Regions from separate parts of the Mus musculus genome. Here region 2 is linked to region 1. A link is a loop called in an ENCODE intact Hi-C map of the cell type or tissue named here. Cell type or tissue: heart. All regions are shown on one strand.

What was found. Peaks named below come from ENCODE experiments on the same cell type or tissue, not always from the same donor. Only the 100,000 strongest peaks of a DNase experiment are listed, where the experiment ranks them.
Region 2: it touches region 1 in a loop (2.8-fold over the local background); 14 of 42 quality-filtered maps call a loop at or near these places.

The regions. Positions count from the first base shown.
Region 1 is chr6:71,145,639-71,153,638 of GRCm38, forward strand. It overlaps Gm30391 (a long non-coding RNA gene), which reads left to right and starts at 2,951. Exons shown (of 3, transcript XR_377755.1): 1 at 2,951-3,032; 2 at 7,443-7,494; 3 at 7,901-8,000. In heart, a CTCF peak has its summit at 4,124 (motif pointing right); no DNase peak of the experiment used is centred here.
Region 2 is chr6:71,396,401-71,404,400 of GRCm38, forward strand. It overlaps Rmnd5a (required for meiotic nuclear division 5 homolog A), which reads right to left. Exons shown (of 9, transcript NM_024288.2): 5 at 2,727-2,893; 6 at 1,961-2,126; 7 at 452-554. Among named protein-coding and RNA genes, the nearest start is that of Cd8a, 27 kb to the left of the region's middle. In heart, a CTCF peak has its summit at 3,002 (motif pointing left); no DNase peak of the experiment used is centred here.

The sequences.
Region 1 (8,000 bases):
TCTCCAACGTGTTTCTGTACTTTCCATGAGGTGCATTTAACCATTCAGAAGCCAGGAAAACTGGGACTCACAAAAGTCAGCAGTGTTTGTTACAGTGTTCCCAAAGAAATCGCATCCAAGGACAGCCTCCCTGCCTGGCTCAGGCAGGCCTACAGGACAGCACCACCCTGGGGCCCAGAGGGAGCCCAAAGTTCTTCTGTGAAGTGTACTTTGACTTCTCACCAAGGAGAGGAGCTAAAGGCTGGAGACAACTAAGTTAATCATTAGGGGTTACTGCCTCTGGGGTGTTCAAGACAGGAACTCCAGGAAGAAGGCTGGACTTTGAGAGCAGGCTGCACAGTAAACTGTAGTATTCATATTCTATATTGGAGCCATAAATGAGTTTCTTCCATTTTTCTTGTCTTTTATCTATCTATCTATCTATCTATCTATCTATCTATCTATCTATCCATCTATTTATTAAAATGCAGTAATAATATCAAATAGTCAGACTAGAGCTGGAGACGGGAGCAGTTCAAAACACTGGTTGCTCTTCTGGAGTTCAGTTTCCAACACCCACGAGGCAGCTCACAACCATCTGTAATTTTAGATGAAGGGGACCTAACTCCCTGTTTCGACCTCCATCAGTATCAGGCATGCAAGCATACCTGCAGGCAAAACACTCATACACATAAAATAATAAAAAATAAAAATATATTCTGACTAAGGCATTCTTTTTTATTGTTTATTTTATTTATTTACATTTCAAATGTTATCTCCCTCCCCTGTCCCTCCTCTGCAAACCCCCAACCTCTCCCCCTCCCCCTGCTTCTATGAGGGTGCTCCCCCACCTATCCTCTCACTCCCACCTCACCGCCCTAGCATTCCCCTACACTGGGGCATCACGCCTCCACAAAATCAAGGGGCTCCCCTCCCATTGATGCCAGATAAGGCCATCCTCTGCTATATATACTGCTGGAGCCATCAGTCCCTCCAACTGCATCCGCAACTGTATTGGTTAGGCTCTGGCAGAGCCTCTCAGGAGACAGCTATACCAGGCTCCTGTCAGCAAGTGCCTCTTGTCATCAGCAATAGTGTCTGGGGTTGGTGTCTGGAGATGGGATGGATCCCTAGGTGGGGCAGTCTCTGCATGGCCTTTCCTTCAGTCTCTGATTCACTCTTTGTCCCTGCATTTCCTTTACACAAGAGCAATTCTGGGTTAATATTTTTGACATGGGTGGATGGCCCCATCCCTCAACCGGGGCTGTGCCTAACCTCTGGATATGGTCTCTACAGGTTCTCTCTTCCCTTTGTTGGGTATTTCAGCTAATGTCATCTCCACTGGGTCCTGGGAGCCTCTTGCTTTCCTAGCATCTGGGACTTTCTAGTGGCTATCCCAGTTCCCCATCCCCCACTGCTACAAACCTCCATTCAATTTCCTGACTCTCCTTACTTCTTCCCAGTCTCCTCCCACACCTGATCCTGCCCCAGTTTTCCCATCCCCCTCCTCTCTAACCCCCAGGTCCCCACCTCCCTCTACCTCCCATGATTATATTGTTCTCCCTTCTAAGTAGGATTGAAGCATCCATACTTTGGTCTTCCTTCTTCTTGAGCTTCATATGGTCTGTGAGTTGTATTGTGGGTATTCTGAGCTTTTTTCCTAATATCCACTTATCAGTGATTACCTACCATGTGTGTTCTTTTGTGTCTGGGTTACCTCACTCAGGATGATATTTTCTAGTTCCACACATTTGCCTGAGAATTTCATAAAATCATTGTTTTTAATAGCTGAGTAGTACTCCATTGTGTAAATGTACCACAATTTCTGTATCCATTCCTCTGTTGAGGGGCATCTGGGTTCTTTCCAGTTTCTGGCTATCATAAATAAGGCTGCTATGAACATAGTGGAACATGTGTCCTTGCTATGTGTTGGAGCATCTTTTGGGTATATGCCCAGGAGTGGTATAGCTGGGTCCTCGGGTAGTACTATGTTCAATTTTATGAGGAACCACCAGAATTTCCTGAACAGAACACCAATGGCTCAGACTCTAAGATCAACTACAGACAAATGGGACCTCAAAAAACTGAAAAGCTTCTGTAAGGCAAAGGACACTGTCATCAGGACAAAACAGCAACCTACAGATTGGGAAAAGATCTTTACCAATCCTACACCCCATAGACGTCTAATATCCAAAATATACAAAAAACTCAAGAAGTTAGACTCCAGAGAACCAAATAACTCTATTTAAAAATGGAGTACAGAACTAAACCAATGCATCCTTATTGGCAACCACGCCCCAAACCGATCAGGTAAATTTAGATATAGCACCCCACAGGCTGTCAAAACTGATTTCAGTTCTGAGGTCACACACATAATTAAAAAAGAAAGCAAAACAAAAACTTTAATTGCATCAAGACAACAAAAGAGTATGGAAAGAAACCACAGGATTCAGAATAATTAAACAGGGCTAGAGCGATGGCTCAGTGGTTAAGAGCACTGACTGCTCTTCCAAACATCCTGAGTTCAAATCCCAGCAACCACATGGTGGCTCACAACCATCTGTAATGGGATCTGATGCCCTCTTCTGGTGTGTCTGAAGACACCTGTAGTGTACAATGTATATGAATATATTAAATAATTAAGTCTTTTAAAAAATTAAGCATATTTAAGTAGTGTATTTTGTTTGTATTCCCAAAGTGAATGGCAAACCTGTGCAGAACCCAGATCTTTCACATGGTGATTTGAGGAGGCTAGACATCTGCGTGACACCAAAGGGGAGGGGAAGCTGCTGTGACCAGGGTTCACTGCTTCTCTGTCTCTCATTTCTTGGACTCTTCTTTCAGTTTCTAATCAGCCATGGTAGTCTTGATTGCATTGTTCCCCAGTGTAGTTCCTAGGTGATGTCTGCAGTCTCAAAGGTCAAGGCAAACCCCTCCCCCTCCACTGCACAACGGGTGGCTTGGGGGCACTGCAGAACCAGAACCTGAACTTTCGGCATCAACAGTCGTCTCCTGCTCACACAGTTGAATCTGTAATTTCAGAACATCTCGAGGTAACTCCTGCAAACCCCGTTCATCTCCTGTACAAGCTAGGAAACCCCACCTGCCCTCCTTCTCCCAAACCCTCCCACAGAGAAAAAAACCACCACACTGAAATGTCATCACCCTTCGTCTCTGCATTTCCAGCAACCAGCTCAGGGGCTCAATTTTTGACTCTGTGTGAGTACACTCCCAGTTCCTGTTCACCCCAAGTTCCCTTATCCCCTCAATAGGACTGATCCCAGCACTCAGTAGTCAAAGGCTTAACTATCAGAGCCCAAGTGGCCCTGAGCACTTTCTCCAGTCTCACTTAGTAGAAACACTTCGCCCTCACCTGCTGTGATGATGGAGAATACCTTGACTTTCCTCCTTTTTAGAATAAGCCACTCCGTTTCTATTTGAGACAAGGTGACCCTCACTGAAGCTGGCCTTCACCCATTATGTAGACCTTGGACTCTGATTCTCCCACTTTCGCCTCCTGAGTTCTGGGATTAAAAGTGTTTGCCATTACACCTGGGTTATGCAGTGCTGTGGGTTGAACCCAGGGCCTCGTGCATACTAAGCAATTACTCTGTCTAATGAAGTATGTACCCAGACTGCCGCCTGTCTTTCCTAGGAGACATCAGATGTTCCTCTGCCTTAGCATACCCTCAAAGTCCTTACTTTGTCACCCTATGTCATGTGACACTAGAGACATGAACAGTTGTTTTGTTATTGTTGTTTTGTTTTTAGTTTTTAATTACATTTATTTATTTGTGTGTTTGTGTAAAAGCCTGCACACATGTACAACTCAGAGCACAACACTTAGAAGTGTTGGTGAAAGTCTCTCCTTCCACCAAGTTGGTTCCAGGGGTCAAACTCAGGTCATTAGGCGCTACCCACTGAGTCATCCCTCCAAGCCCTAACTACCTCGTTCCAGCTCATTGGAGTATGAGAAACAGGATAGAACAGGGAAAATGAGAAAATTACAAGTGGGACAAATAATCACACTGATCCCTGACTGGGGCTGTCTAGAGCTGCACTCTTCTCTCTCATGTGGTACTGACCGGCAGCCTGCAATACACCTTCTCTGCTGGCAAGAATGGAGGTGGCTACATTAACTGCCACCAGATGGCAGTACAAGGTCAAAGGTGCGTGGGACGGGTGTTCCTTGGCCAGCTCCAGTTTGGGGTTTTAGGTGGGGGAGTGCGGGGGATTGAGTGGGATCCTTTGGAGAATGGTGATGGGATTTTGTACATTAAAAAGAATTTTAATCTTCCATAGGGACTTAAAAATCAGAGAAGTTCTAATACTTTCCAAGAAGCAGGAGAATTAGCAGCAATGGACAACTTTTCCCTAAGAGCTCTCTTTCCTGTCTAGTCTCCTCTCTCCTAGCCAGGTCCCAGGCTTGCACTCATCAGTAATAATGCACTTCATGTTTTTCTTGCTCCCCAAATGTAGCATCTTTTATCACTTTTCCCTATTCCTCCACTGTTTGTTGCTAAGCAGCAATTGTGAATAAGCAACAGCCTATAAATTGTGATTAACATTCTTGTTCTCACCGGGTCGGTTGACCTTCCATATTTGACTAATGTAACAAGCAGAGCTCAGGGTCTCCTCTCCAGGGCTATCTATTCCTTGTATCTCCTTCTGATGAGACTAATGGGCTCATTTCTTATTAATCAGACCATTTCCCTTCACTTCATCCTCAGAGAAACCCTGTATGATAGAAACCTAGCAGGATTATCCAGAGTGAGCAACAGCTGGAGAACATAAGATGCCTATAGAGGCCTGCAAAACAAAAGGAGTGTGTGTGTGTGTGTGTGTGTGTGTGTGTGTGTGTGCGCGCACACACACACATGAGGAGAGGGGAGTTGTAACTAAGATACACTATATACACATATAAAATACTCAATAAAATACTTGCAAACCAAATACAAGAACACATCAAAAAGATCATCCACCATGATCAAATAGGCTTTATTTCAGAGATGCAGAGATTGTCCAATATATGAAAAAGAGAAAATGTAGTTCACCATATAAAATAACTGGGGAAAAAAAACCAAGATAATCTCATTAGATACAGAAAGGGTCTTTTAAAACATCCAACACTTTTTTTTAATAATAAAAAGTCTTGGAGAAATTAGGGACACAAAAGGCATACCTAAACATAATAAAGGCAATTTCAACCAAGCCTATAGCCAACATCAAATTAAATGGAGAGAAACTCAAAGTGATTCCACTAAAATCAGGGGCAAGACAAGCCTGTCCACTCTATATATATCTATTCAAGATAGTATTTGGAGTCCTAGCTCGAGCAATTGGACGACTATAGGAGACCAAGTGGATACAAATTGGAAAGGAAGTCAAAGTGTCGCTATTTGCATTCGGTCCCAGGCCCCCTGATTGTCTGCATACAGATAGTCTTAGGATGCAGATGAGCTGGGGAGTGGGTCAGATCAGTGCCTAGTCAGAGAGGTTATTTCTGGCAACCGATGGGAGTGGATGCAGAGACCCGCAGCCAAAGAGTAGGCAAAGAGAACCCAGGCTGGAGTTCTCTATCAGGTTCCTTCCTTGGAGCTCAGGAAACCCCACGTAAGGGAAGGGGGTGGAGTTGTGGGAGCCAGCAGGGTCGCACTGGGAGACCACAGCCCGTGTAATTAACTAAGCAGAGCTCGTGGCGATTCACAGAGACCAAGGAAGCAATCACGGCCTGCTTGGGTCTGCACTAGGTCCTCTGCCTGTGTTATCATTGTGTAGCTTGGTGTTTCGGGAGGACCCCTGACAATGGGAGTGGCGTGTCTCCATCTCTTTTGTCTGCTCTTGGAACACTTTACTCCCTCCTACTGGGTTGCTTTGCCCAGCCTTGATGTGAGGATTTGTGCCTGGCCTTATTGTATCTGTCTGTGTGTGCTCAGTTGAAGTCTCTGGAAGGCCTGCTCATTTTTATTTTTAAAAGCGGTGAGCAAAGTACTGGCTAGAAAACATTAAATGCCTAATAATTATTTGTAGTACGGGCAGAAAACCAAATTGGTTCTTATGTAAATGGTGAAGGAGATAGACTAGTGTGAGCCAGGACTGTGTGTGGAGGAATCCATGGTGTATAAATGTAGATGTGGTCTTTTCAGTTTATCACGGTACCTGTTGCTGTGTGTGTTAGGAACAGTGTGAGTGCAGATGAAGGTAGAGAACGGAGGGTGTGCTGACTAGTGTTATGTCTACTCCACACAAGTCGTTTTGGAAGAAGGAACTGTAAAAGTACTAGGCTTTTCTATGCTCACTCTGTCTCTGAAACAATGACACAGGAACCTGTGCCATTTATTAAAAAGCTTCAGGCACTAAGCAGGGCAGATTCTGATCTATTCTAACCCGACTAAGCTGGCCTGGCCTACTTCCCAGCCTACTTTTCAGCCATGTGTGGGTTACCTGCCATCTTGTCTTGCCTTGGTCTCCTTCTTCATTCATGGCTCATGGTGACTCCCAGGTCCCTGAAGGCTACTCTTTCCTTCCATCTGAGACTCTCTCTCTTTGGCTTTCTCTGGGCATGGAAGTCCTGACTGCCTTCTCCTGCCCAGCTATAGGCTGATCAGCTCTTTACTGACCAATCAGAATATGACAGAGAATGATGTTTTACAAAATATGGAGTCAGGAAATGCTCATAATAATGACAATATCATTTCTGGACTGGATCTCTGGGTACAAAAATCAGCATTCGAATATACAATGCACAAAAGACATCCCTCAACAGGGAAGCTTAACTGAGACAATGCCAAGCCTATGTGCATTTTCTCAATTACTGTGGGTCTTCCTGTGGTTGGTGGCACCCCTGGCCTGCAGGCTGAGCAAACCATGGGAAGAAAGCCAGTGAGCAGCACCCCTCCATGGCCTCTGCTTTAGTTCCTGCCTCCAGGTTCATGCCCTGCTTGAGTTTCTGTCCTGACGTCCTTCAGTAATGAGTTGGACTGTGGAAGTGTAAACAAAATAAACTCTCTCCATCCCAGGTTGCTTTTGGTAATGTTGCTTCAGTGTAGCATCAGAAAACAAAACTAAGACAGGAACTTGGTCTTAAGAGTCACTGAAGACATCTGCTGCAGTAGTCCATATGTGGCAGCTTGAGTCTGGGAATGGAATACAAAATGAAAGGCAGTCTCAGTATGCTCACTTGAGTGGTAGGGGAGTCTCCTAAGTCAGGGGGCTGATGGCTGATGATGAGTTGGATGGAGAAGATAGTAGCCAATCTGCTGGGCCAGTGGGCACTTTCCAAAGGGACTGGAGGATGGGGAAGGAAGAGCCCTGTCGAGATCCCAGGTGCTCATGACACTTCTCCAGCAGCTACCTCCTACCTCTTTAGCAGGGTGACCCCTGGAATGGCTTGGATCATGCTTTCTGATGAAGTATAGAAGCTTGCTGACAATTTCCCTGTTTGCTCTCATTCTCCCCTCTAGGGTAGATTCAAGTCTCCTTCTTTGACTGTGTGACACCTCTCAGTTGGTCCTGGTAAGTAATCATGGGGTTCAGAGGAAAGGGTGGTGTACTGGCTAGTTTTGTGTCAACTTGACACAGGCTGGAGTTGTCACAGAGAAAGGAGCTTCAGTTGAGGAAATGCCTCCATGAGATCCAGCTGTGGGGCCTTTTCTCAATTAGTAATCAAGGCGGGAGGGCCCCCTGTGGATGGTGCCATCTCTGGGCTGGTAGTCTTGGGTTCTATAAGAGAGCAGGCTGAGCAAGCGAGGGGAAGCAAGCCAGTAAAGAACATCCCTCCATGGCCTCTGCATCAGCTTCTGCTTCCTGACCTGCTTGAGTTCCAGGCCTGACTTCCTTGGTGATGAACAGCAGGATGGAAGTGTAAGCCGAATAAACCCTTTCCTCCACAACTTGCTTCTTGGTCATAATGTTTGTGCAGGAATAGAAACCCTGACTGAGACAGGTGGTGTGTACTGCAAGCAGCAGGGAGCTGGGTGTCACTTCTGTATGGAGGCAGAGCCGATGTCAAGAAGCACTTG
Region 2 (8,000 bases), 250 kb after region 1:
TAATTTTCTCACAAATGGAAATTACAGGTTAAAGTCCCTCAAATTTATTTTCTTGTTTCATTTTTGTTGTTGTTGTTGTTAAGATAGTGTCTCACTAAGAGGCCCTGATTACCCTAGAACATAGTATGTAGGCTGGTCTCAAATTTACAAACATCTTCCTAACTCTCCCATCACCTCCCTATACCTATTTTAACTTTAACTAGTTAACTGACTTGTTTCCTTTTTAGAGCGGTGCTGAGACTAGACTCAAAGCTTCAAGCCTGCTAGGCAAATGGTCTTCCACTGAGCTATACTCCCAACCTTATTTTTCACTCATGTTATGTGCATTAAAACAAAAACAGAAACAAAAACAAACAAACAAACAAAACATGTTGAATAGCTACAATAGCGTTTTCTGGTTAAATGGCGAAATTTAAACATTCATCTTCAAGGATTGTCAAGTTGAACTCACAGGTAATTCGTCTTTCTGGTTCCAAACTCCAGTACACTGCCTCTGCTCAATCACAGCTTTGATGTTAATTAGCGCAGGCAGCGCCACACAACCTGCTGAGAAACTGAGGGCAAAAGAGGAAGCATCAGTGCCAACCCCAGGGATGCTAACCCTACAGCAGGTGCAGGACAGCTATTCCTCTAAAAAGAAAACAACTCAACTTTTTTCTCCCTCATGCTCCCAGTCCTCAGCTCTATTTCCTATAATTACTAAAACGTAATCCTCTTTACAAGTAAAACACAAACTTCTAGCACTGTCACATAACCCTAGGCAGCGTGGGAGAAGGAAGAAGAAGAGCAAGCTTTCAAAAGATTGCGTTCTGATAGGACATTTAATTTCCACTAACCCCTCAGTAATTAAAAAGATACTTGGCTTGCCTATCAGGAGAGAGGTAGCGCTGGCCTTCTGTGCTGAGAGGGACGAGCCGTCATCATGAGCACAAATCGCATCACTTCAAGGAGGGGTGAGGGAAATGCAAGGCCTAAAGACCAGTGTGCCTCAGACACGGTGGACTTGTGCTTTAGCATTTAAAGGGGAGGAGACTCTTCTGGGCCTGTCTTCTCTTTAAGTATGATTATGCAAGGTTATATGAATAAAACATTCCAAAGTTTTCCCACCAGTTTACAGTTATTTTTTTTAAACTACAATGTCTTCGCCAGTCTCATCAGAAAAGGCTTTCAAGCTCAGAACCAAAACTTTTAACTTTAGTCTAAAATCGTGACCTTTATCACTGTATGGAAAGATGCACACACTTGCTTCCTTTACTGTGACAAACTTACTTCATTCACTTGGAAAAATAACTTAAAACCAAGAATGTCAATAAACTGTGGTTTGGTTTTCATAGAGTAGATCACTTTTTGTTAGAAATTAAATTTACTGATTGATTCATTTATAAATCACAATAAACACAATAAATTTGAGTGTCTGTCGCAAATGAGTTCAAGTAAAAACTGTATTCTGCAACAAGACATAACACAGGTGCTTTGTCAACACAAGCATCATACTGTGGTGAGAAACTAAACGCTTTATGCAAATGCCCTATTGTGTCACAGAGAATGCTAAGAAGATCCAGACCCAAATATCAACTGAAAGCAAGTATCTATTGCCCACCCAAAGTACTGCAGAGCTCAGCAAGCATTTCCTAGGCAGCCAGCATGGTAGTGATGATACCTGCTGAGGCTGGCATCAGTGTCCCCACAACACAGACCCTGACATTTAACTTACTTCTGCTTCTGCATCATCCGTGCAAATGTCAGCAGTGGAAAGGGTTTTGGGACTCCCTGGCTCCCGGGTCACATTTGGAGAACTTGCTGACCTAAACTGTGTCATTGCCATCTGTGGCAAGCACTTCAAGTACCAACTATTATACGTCTCCAGAAAGACAACACAATCTACTGGTTTGATTAAAGGACCAGGAAAAGCCACCCAGTATAATGCCCATTTCAGAGCAACCAGAGCCCATTACTACACCTGACACTGAGAGGAGACTCCACGGAGAGCCCCAGGAGGGCACAAGCATCCCGTGTAAAGATGTCACAGATGTCAGCCCACTGGTTTGCATCAAGTAAGTGAACATATGGTGAGTTTTCAATCCCTTGTCGCAGGTACACGAGGCTTCCCATCAATACCTGAATGTCTAAAAGAAAAAGCTCCAGCACAATGAAGGTGTGTACTCACGTCTCAAACAGCACTGACTTGTGAAGACATGTCCATCCCATGTGACACAGCCTAAAATAATGTAAACGTGGTCCCTAAGCGTGATCGCAAATCCTCCTCCTTAATTAAGTATACAGGAGAGGAGAAGAAGAAAGCACTGAAAATAACGAGCTCAGACTTTCTAGTCTTACACTGCCATATGTGTTTGGTGAATACGTAGCTACTCTGACACGTGTGGCAGCAGCACGTGGTGAGAGGAAAGTGGCCAAGGAGCAAGCCACAGCTTGGTCTTGGTGTCCTTATATTAAAGAGTCCTTAACTGCCAGTTATCCCAACAGTTTTAGTCATTAGAAAATATGTATGAGAGACACAAGTAGTGGCTACTAGCTCCCCCCAAACACTAAAGACCTCCTCCTCATTGTACTCTTAGCATTCTGGAGGCTGACCTAGGAGAATCACAAGTTTTGAGACCAGCCTGGGCCATACACAGAGACTGTCTCAACTCCTTGTACTCTCTCCACCTTGCCCATGCTCCCTCCCCAAAGAACAAAGGAAAACAGCAGTCTGATTCCAGACTCACCTTTTTGATGATTTAGGGCAAATGGCTGGAAATTTTTCGCATATTGTAAGGCTTCTCGCTGATTTGTAGTTCCACCCATTAACAAGCTAATAAAATACAGTCGGTGTAGCTTAAATTCCAAGGAACTGTTTTGGGCTATGAGCATTTCTCGGTTTGATACTGCCCACCTAAGGCAACAGAAAAATGTGTCAAGGGTAATCAAGGACATGAGTAGGATGCTTTAAAAACTGGTTGACATCTAGCATAAGAGGGTCTAGTTTGCCCTCTTGTGGGAGGTTGTGGTAATATCAACCATTAGGAGATGCAAACACAAAGGAAATTATATTAGATGATAATTACTTCTTCACTAAGGTATTACAGTGAATGGCTCTGGTATGTCACATAATACACTTGGATTTGAAGGGGGCCACACTCTGGAGTGTAAGCCTTGAGATTCACACCTAAATCACTTATAGCCACCCTTCTTCCTATTAAGCAAGCATATTTGTAAATTAGCCAAAATTCTGAAGGGAGCCCCTTACTTTTTAAATTACACGCTTCCATTTCTTACGCTTCCGTTCTTTACTCACATCATAACCTTCCCGGGAAGCTGGAGGACAGCCATGAACTCAAGCAAGGCTTGGTGCAGGCACCTTTACCTGCTTCACTACTTCACAGGCCTGGAATCTCTACTCTGTCTAGCATTAAGAACCTGCAAACATTGAGGCTGTGGATGCAGCTCAGTGATGGGGTGGTTGTTTACACAAATAAAAGGGTCCTGGGTTCAACCCCCAGCACTGCAACAACAAAATACACCAAAGAAACAAACCCAGAAACCATAGATATTTCTCAAGGTTCCCAGTCTTTTTTAGGATTTACTTTTATGTGTGTTTGTGTGTTGTCCCATGTATTATGCACGTGTGCATGTCGCGTACCCTCAAAGGCCACAGGAGAGCACTGGGGTCCCTTGCACTGGGGTTATAGTTTTGATCTATCATGTGAGTGCTGGGAACAAAGCCCAGGTCTTCTGGAAGTGCGACAAGTGCTCACCACTGAGTCCCAGTACTTTGAGAAGATAAAAAAAAGCATACATACACTATGTGCTCTCATGACAAAAAGATTTGTATAGCTATACTATCACTATATCTATACACAGGGAAATAATGTTCTGTTCTGAAACTCTGAAGTGCCATGAGTGATCAGGCAGCAGCTGCACAAGGAGGGACTAATTCATCTTTAACTTTAACTTTATCAGCTGTTAAAGTCAAATTTTACAAATGTGATAAGAAAGCTTCATTTTGATATTCAACTATAAAGCCTATCCTTTAATTGACTTTTATTTGGACATTTTTCAGCTAACCCAATTCACCAAGGACCACTTGAACATGAACCAGGTATGAATATAAAATGTGAGCAAGCCGAGCTGGGAATATATTCTGTGGTGGAGCGCTTGCCCAGCATGTACAAGGCCTCTGCCTTGATCCCTGGCACATGGGGAAGGGAGAACAAAGTAAAGGTGACATAAAATACGAGTAACTCTTCCTCCATTGTACCCAATAGCACCTTCCTTATCTAATAATTTCCCAACAGTACTCTTGTCCCTATCACTAGCTTGCTCAAGTCACCTAACACTAATAAATGAATGACAATTTGAGTGGATGAAACAAAAACAAACAACAAACAAAACAAACAAAAAAAACCCAACAATGTTTTTCCAGATCCTAGACCTGAGATTACAGTCTTCTCCCGATGACTCAACCAACTTTAACATTTAGGCTGCACATTAAGGAAATAATTTTTTTTAAAAATAAAAGTAAAGGCTTTTATACAAAGCAGAAGTAAATATGTCACCCAAGTACACTCACCCTCTTGACTTTGTGACATGATGGTGTCATATTTAAAGTTCATGCTAAAGAATCAGCAGGATGGGAAATAGTGTATGTTTTGTTTTCTGAAACTGGCTGATCATATTTAATATATATTCTAAGTTCATGCATTTCCCTTTAAATTTCATAATTTCACTTTTCTTTAGAGCGGAATAATGTTACACATTATATATGTAACATACTATCATGGTCCATTTATCTGCTGGACTAGGTTGGTTTTATTTCCTAGCTACAGTGATAACTTGGGGTGCAGATCACCCTGCAACACAGGGTTCTTTGTGTATATGCCCAGGAGTGGACTGCAGGCTTTAAGGAAGTTCAGATTTTGTGTTGGAGCACTCACAGGTCTCTTGGGACACATGCAGCTGAGGGCTGGTCAGCTTTTTGCTCACAGTTCAATTCAAATTGAAAGAGACAAAAGCTACTCTGCCTTGGTTTTTACTTTATACTACAGGTTCCTAATAGGGAGAGGGCACAGATTAGCATCACTTTGCTGTTGCCAAAGGATATGTAGATATCACAACCCTTTAGCCACTGCAATCTCTAAATAAGAATTTTGGGATTCTCATAATCAGACCCCCCACCCCCAATAATGGTACTTGGTGACCTAATCAGTAGTAGCCCACACTGACACTCACACAGCACCAACAGCAGCATTCTACCCTGCTCAGACTATGAAAAGGTTTGGGATATTTAAGGCTCTGTATATATAATTTCCATCACACACACACACACACACACACACACACACACACATAATAACATGATGTTACTCACATGGTTAGCTCTCCCCTCTTCTCTCCTAAATTTGCCACTTGGATGGGGTACTATTTCTGGTAAAAATGCATCTGGCCAAGGCTCACAGCCCTCACCACTATACCCATTTTCAGCATGTTAAAGACTACAAATGCCCTTCCCTTCTAATATTCCTGTGGAAGACTTCCACCACTCTTCTTATTTTTTTCCCCCTCTTGGGAATGACTAACAATACTCAGCCCTACAAGTACAAACTTAATGGGAAGCTATTAATAGTATAATCCAAATGTCTTTAAAATTCAAAAAATGGAAAACACCACAAATCAAATTCAGTGGAAGAGCTAGCAATTTCCTAACATCACTGTGGAAACAAAAAGACCACCAACAGTTCATTCAAAGGTATTATCAGCAATCTTGGTGTGTACTCAGGGTCCTGAGCCTGTATCTCCCGGCCTTTCCTCTTATCCCATCTTTGTGTCCTGCTGACCCAACCCACAAAAGCACTCTCAGCCAGTAATCATATACCAGCACAATTAACTAGGATCCAGACAGGGCAACACCAACCAAAGCATGGGATACCCACCCCCCCAAAAAAGACAAGACCAGATAGCTATACTAAGAAACACCTCAAATATCCTAACTGCAGATACCTAGATCCAAGTCCCCAAACACAAATATAAACAGTAAACATTTGGATTGTTCCTCCAGAAACAAATCTATTGCAGTAGGCCTGTGAAATGCAATTTAACTGACACAGAAGATAGGAGCTTCAAAATACCAAGTATAGTATGTTAAAAGAAGGTATGAAATGCCTCAGTGAAGACGATGGAAACACAAAGAGTGGAATGAAACAATAAAAACACTGTAAGACATGAAAGCAGAAACAAAAAACTAAAACTCAGACAAAATTGAAAATGAAAAATTTAGGAGGTCAAATAAAAGCCTCATAGGTAAGCCTCACCAACAGAACAAGACACAGAAGAGAGAGAATTTCAGGTCTTGAAGAGAAAGCAGAAGCAATGGATCACGCAGTCAAAGGAAATGTTAAATCCAAAAACAATCCAGGAAATCTGAGACACTATAAAAACACCGTATCTACAAATAATAGAAATAGAGGAAGGAGAAAAACTCAAGTCAAAGGCAAATAATACAACTTTTTAACAAAATCGTAGAAATTTCCTCATAAGGAAGGAGCTGCCTATTAAAGTATAAACACACAAAACACCGAATAGATAGGACTAGAAAATAAATTCCCTACAACACGTAACAAAACACTAAACACACCGTGGGTGGGGAGGTAGGGGGAGGGAAGGATGTTAAAAGCTACAATGGATAAAGAGCAAGTCACATATACAGACAGGTCCATTAGAATATGGCCGACTTCTTAATGGAGACTCTGAACACTGGAAGGGTCTGAATGGATGTTCTATAAACTGAGGGACCGCAGATGCCAGTCCAGACCTAGTACAGCTCTCTCTCACAACTGACAGAGAAAGAACCATTCCATGGGCTGGTGAGATGGCTCAGCGGGTAAGAGCACTGAATGCTCTTCTGAAGATCCTGAGTTCAAATCCCTTCAATCACATGGTGACTCACAACCACCCATAATGAGATCTTACGCCCTCTTCTGGTGTGCCTGAAGACAGCTACAGTGAACTCATATACTCATATACATAAAAATAAGTAAATAAATCATTTTTAAAAAGAGTGGTGGTGCACACCTTTAATCCCAGCACTCGAGAGGCAGAGGCAGGCGGATTTCTGAGTTCGAGACCAGCTTGGTCCTACAAAGTGAGTTCCAAGACAGCCAGGGCTATACAGAGAAGCCCTGTCTCTAAAAACCAAAAAAAAAAAAAAAAAACCAAGAAGAAACACATTCCACAATAAAAACAAAACAAATTTAAGCAATTTCTATCTACCAATCCATATCTACAGAAGGTGCTAATGGGAAACCTTCAGTCTGAAGAGGTTAACTATATTCAAGAAGACACAAAAAAAATCAGTAATCTTGGAACAATAAATCAGAGAGAGAGTGTGTGTGTGTAAAAACAACTTACATCATAATAACAAATAACAGGAATCAATAAACACTGCTCACTAATAGCTCTCAAAAAGCAATGCCCTCAATACCCCAAATAAAAAGACACAGACTAACAGACTGAATTAGAAAACAGCATTCAGGGATGGAGAGATGGCTCAGTGGTTAAATGCACTTGCAGAGGATCTAGGTTTGATTTCCAGCACCCACATGGTGGTTCACAAACATCTGTAACTCCAGTTCTAGGAGATCCAACTCCTTCTTCTGACCTCCCTCCGAAGGCACCACCAAGCATGCACATGGTACACAGGCACACATGCAGGCAAACCCAAAAAAAAATAAGTTAATTTTAAAAAATCAAAACTGAGTAAGATTCATCTTTTGGCTGCATCCAAAAATATACCTCATCACCAAACAGACATTCCAGGGTTAAAAAAATGACAAAAATATTTCAAGCAAATAAACCCCAAAGCAAGTAGATGTGGATATTTTAATATCTGACAAAACAGACTTCAAATTCAACTGAATCGAAGAGATAGAGAAGGGCATCATATATATACTCACCAGAAGGAAAAATCCACCAAGAGGATATGGCAATTCTAAACATCTATGAAC